Regions from separate parts of the Homo sapiens genome. Here region 1 is linked to region 2. A link is an interaction called in ENCODE POLR2A ChIA-PET data of the cell type or tissue named here. Cell type or tissue: GM12878. All regions are shown on one strand.

Region 1 (2,500 bases), 86 kb before region 2:
TTACTTTCTGCGGAAGGGACCTGGGTGAATGGAGGGTTGTTTAGGGAGGGAAACTCCCCTTGTCTATATCCTTTTGTGTTTTTTAAAACGCTAAAACAACAGCCGGGTGTGGTGGTGGTTCATGCCTGTAAACCCAGCACTTTGGGAGGGGAGGTGGGTGGATCACCTGAGGTCAGATTAGCCTGGCCAACATGGTGAAACCCCATCTCTACTAAAAATGCAAAATTAGCTGGGTGTGGTGGTGCATGCCTGTGATCCCAGTTACTTGGGAGGCTGAGGCAGGAGAATCACTCGAACCTGGGAGGTGGAGGTTGCAGTGAGCTGAGATCGTGCCACGGCACTCCAGCCTGGACGACAGCGCAGGACACCGTCTCAAAAAAAAAAAAAAAAAAAAAAAAAAAGCTAAAACAACTAAACATATTATTCAGGCAAAAAATAAATACATCAGTTAAAATCTAAAAAAGAAAAATACACTTAGGCTTAGCTGAATGGCTGAGAAGCAACTATCTACCATCAGGTCAGTTAGAGCAAGCAGAAAAAGCCCTGAGCACGGAACACAAAAAGCCGAGAGAATTTCCCTGCAGGCCACTGCAGTCAATTTGGTGGGTGGAACTGTAGCACCCAGAGGCCCCCAAATCAATCCTCTTCAGGATGCTTAGCTCAGCAGAATGGTCAGTGGGGAAGACTCAAGGCAGTTGAAAAATGATCTTAGTTGAAACCTAGCACCTGCATTTCCAAGACTCTAGGAAAGAAACTGATTTCCCCAAATCACATACAAATGTCAACTCTAAGCCTCTTTACTTATTCCAGTGGCACATATTTGGAGAAAAGATATATTCACCATTTAGTGAAAGGTGTTTGGCCAGGTGGAGTTGGAAAAAAAATAGTATCTATATGGCTATGGGAAGATTGGGTTAATACACAGAGATCTGAACTTGTAAGTCTGAAGGACAAATTAGATCTGCTGCATAGGTCCTTTGTGCTTTGTTAGGGTTTTTGCACATCACGTATCATTTCCCCTAATGCTCCCTGAGATCTCTACAAGATAGATTTTGTTATCCTTATTTTATAGGTGAGGAAACTGAGGGGCTAAATCGGACACTTGTCAATTCACTGTTCAAAAGTAGCTATGTCAGATTCAAACTCAGATCTGCGTGATTCCAAGGCCAGTGCTTCTTCCACTCAACCACATAGACTAGAGCCCCAGCAATGTCACTTTGGAGCCATGGGACTCAGGTCAAGATCTGTCTTTTGTTGACTCTCAGTTTCTATGAGTGTTAAATGAGAAAAATGCTACTTGCCCTGCACAGCTCAGAAAACTGTTGCGCACTCTTGTGGTAGGCTGGTAATGTTTAACCATCAGCTCTCTGGGGGAAAAAAACGGCCGGATTTGTAGCATTTGCCAATTGCCAAGGTGTAAACACTCCCATCATGGCTAATTTCAAGCTAGCAATATCATATCACTGAATATGGAGTTGGGGAGGAAGGTACACAGTGGAAATTGTTCGCCATAAATGTATTATCTGATTGTTTTACTCAGATAAACAATGTTGGGGGGGGTAGAAAGAAAAGAAACATTTACAAAGTTACAAACCAAGAGAATATAGTGATGTAAGTCACTGGTGACTGATTTAAGAAAATATATTCCAGTCAAAAATATGAATGAAGCCGGGCATGGTGGCTCACACCTGTGACCCCAGCACTTTGGGAGGCCAAGGTGGGTGGATCACTTGAGGTCAGGAGTTCAAGACCAGCCTGGCCAACATGGTGAAACCCCGTCTCTACTAAAAATACAAAAAAATTAGCTAGGCATTGTGGTGTGTGCTTGTAATCCCAGCTACTCAGGAGGCTGAGGCAGGAGAAGTGCTTGAATCCAGGAGGCGGAGGTTGCAGTGAGCCGAGATTGTGCCACTGTACTCCAGCCTAGGTAACTGAGCAAGACTCCATCTCAAAAAACAAAAAACAAAAAACAAAAAACAAAAAAAGGGCGGGCAGGTGTGGTGGCTCATGCCTGTAATCTCAGCACTTTGGGAGGCCAAGGTGCACAGATCATCTGAAGTCAGGAGTCCAAGACCAGCCCCGCCAACATGGCGAAACCCCACCTCTACTAAAAATACAAAAAAACTAGCCGGGTGTGGTGGTGCACGCCTGTAGTCCCAGCTACTCCTGAGGCTGAGGCACAAGAATAGCTTGAACCCAGGAGACGGAGGATGCGGTGAGCTGAGATTGCACCACTGTCCTCCAGTGGGGGTAACAGAGTGAGACTCTGTCTCAAAAAAAAAAAAAAAAAAAAGAAAGAAAGAATTTCATTAATCTTATTACAAAAATGAATTATAATTAGGTTGGATAGATGCTCCAATGTATTAAAAAATGGGGGGGGGGATGGTGGGAAACTAGAAACAATGATGAAATATATTAATGCACATTTTTGAAGCCTCTAGAGAGGTCCAGGATAAACCTATGAGTCTCTGGTGACCAAGCTGAGAACTGATGCTTTTAA
Region 2 (2,500 bases):
CATGCCCAGCTCATACTTGTATTTTTAGTTGAGATATATTTTTAGCAGAGATTTTTAGCACCACGGTGGCCAAGCTGGTCTCGAACCCCTGACCTCAAGTGATCTACCCACCTTGGCCTCCCAAAATGCCAGGATTACAGGCATGAGCCACCACACTCAGCCCAGTCTTTCTTCTAACAACAAGATATTGATTCTGGAAAGCCCCGAACAACCCCACAAAGTACAAAAACAACTATAATAATAATACCTCTTATTATAACTGTTGCTTTTATGTGCAAAGCATCTGCTCAATTTTCCGATGTGGCTCTTCACTAATTTCTTATGGTCTCTTCTCTCTCATCATGAATTTTTTTGTATTTTATTTATTGCTTATTTCCAACTCTTGTGCCCCACCCAAAATAATGCCAATATGGACCATGCTGAATAACTGGTTGGGACCAAACACAGGGCTGCCCAGGAAACTCTTCCACTCAGAGAGGTGTAGGCCTTAGCTCCTCCCCAGGTGCCAAAGTACAAAAAGAGGCTGAAAGCACTGGGCTGATCTTATGATCAATAAAAGATAAGTGGGAGAGGCCAGGCGCGGTGGCTCACCCCTGTAATCCCAGCACTTTGGGAGGCCGAGGCGGGCGCATCATGAGGTCAGGAGTTCTAGACCAGCCTGGCCAAGAGACCAGCCTGGCCAATATGGTGAAACCCCGTCTCTACTAAAAATACAAAAATTAGCTGGGCGTGGTGGCGGGTGCCTGTAATCCTAGCTACTCGGGAGGCTGAGGCAGGAGAATTGTTTGAACCCGGGAGGTGGAGGTTGCAGTGAGCTGAGATCACACCACTGCACTCCAGCCTGGGTGACACAGTGAGACTCTGACTCAAAAAAAAAGAGTAGAGCCTCAGTGGAGAGCCAGGGGAGACAATGGGAAGACCATCCAATCAATTCAGTTACAGCTGGAGCTGAGCAGGCAATCCTGATTTAGTGCCATGGGTTAACTTTGAGCTGATTCTCCTGGTTGGTTTCATATTTTCAAGCATACTTTAAGGTCTTTGGAGGCAAAGATGGCAGTTACCTGCAGACCTTCCCAAGCACTTTGCAGGATGTTATACACAGAGAAAATGTCAACAGTTTGTACTGATGAAGGAGACAAAGAGAGAGACAGGCATGCAGAGGGAGAGGAGATAAAGAAAAAGGGATGCCAGAGAAAGGATCTTACTGTTGCTTACCTCTTTTTGAGTATTTCTTTCTTTTCAAATATCTAGTATAGTGGTTTCCAATGAGAGCAGGACTGATTCCTAGTGGGGTATTTTGGAAACCTCTGCAGGTGTTTTTTGTTGTTGCTATAATTAGAGGATGCCATTGGCTAAATTTAGAGGTGAGGTCAAGGGATGATCAACATTCTGCACTCTACAGGGAAATTCCACACCACACACAATAGTCCCTTGCCTCTCATGACTTTCAAATGTCTCAGCAGATAGTCATTTTAGTGAAAAAGACGTCAATAAGCAGCTATGTATAAAATCTAAACCACATTTTACATTTAAACTCTGAGTGTTTCTGCACATTTTAATATGTGCTGAGTTTTCTAGCAAAGCATCTACCATGTAAATTGAGGGAAGATCGTACTCCACTTTGTTTGGAATTTTACCAAGAGCTGCTCGTCATTTTGTAAAGTAATGATACCAGTAGCAGTGCTGCTGGCAGCATCTGAGTCATCAAACGATGCACCTGTATCTTTCTGCATTTGTAGCTGTCATGTGTAAAGGAATTCTGTTGATGCCTGCACAAGATCATTTCGTCCTGTCTTCTAGAGCACTGGGGTGGTCAAATATCTTGGCTTGCCTGGGACTGAGGGGTTTCCTGAATGTAGAACTTTTAATGCTAAAATTGGGAAAGTTCCAGGCAAATGAGGATGAGCGAGCCACTCTACTGAGTATTAACATATTGAGATGCATGATACTTTCAAAATGATACAACCTACACTTTTTCATATCTCTCTTTTTTTTTTTTTCTTTGAGATGGAGTTTCACTCTTATTGCCCAGGCTGGAGTGCAATGGCGTGATCTTGGCTCACTGCAACCTCCGGCTCCCAGGTTCAAGCCACTCTCCTGCCTCAGCCTCCCAAGTAGCTGGGATTAAAGGCACCCACCACCATGCCCGGGTAGTTCTTTTTATTTTTTATTTTTTTTATTTTTTTGAGACGAAGTCTCACTCTGTTGCTCAGACTGAAGTGCAGTGGCACTATCTCGGCTCACTGCAACTTCTGCCTCCCGGGTTCAAGTGATTCTCCCGCCTCAGCCTCCTGAGCAGCTGGGACTAGGGGCACATGCCACCACCATGCCCAGCTAATTTTTGTATTTTTTTAGTAGAGACGAGGTTTCACCCTGTTGGTCAGGCTGGTCTTGAACTCCTGACCTCGTGATCCACCATGCCCAACCAATTTTTTGTATTTTTAGTAGAGGTGGGGTTTCACCACGTTGGCTAGGCTGGTCTCGAACTCCTGACCTCAGG

What was found. Peaks named below come from ENCODE experiments on the same cell type or tissue, not always from the same donor. Only the 100,000 strongest peaks of a DNase experiment are listed, where the experiment ranks them.
Region 1: POLR2A ChIA-PET joins it to region 2 with 6 read pairs; 2 of 35 experiments call an interaction of 5 or more read pairs at or near these places.

Annotation. Positions count from the first base shown.
Region 1 is chr22:33,385,154-33,387,653 of GRCh38, forward strand. The region is part of intron 7 of LARGE1 (LARGE xylosyl- and glucuronyltransferase 1); the gene reads right to left. Among named protein-coding and RNA genes, the nearest start is that of MIR4764, 50 kb to the right of the region's middle. In GM12878, a CTCF peak has its summit at 1,335; a DNase peak (open chromatin) is centred at 1,343.
Region 2 is chr22:33,471,182-33,473,681 of GRCh38, forward strand. All of the region lies in intron 6 of LARGE1 (LARGE xylosyl- and glucuronyltransferase 1), which reads right to left. Among named protein-coding and RNA genes, the nearest start is that of MIR4764, 36 kb to the left of the region's middle. RefSeq lists enhancers at 1,114-1,193, 1,334-1,393, 1,404-1,473. In GM12878, no CTCF peak of the experiment used is centred here; DNase peaks (open chromatin) are centred at 1,400 and 1,770; H3K4me3 peaks cover 847 bases; H3K27ac peaks cover 2,500 bases.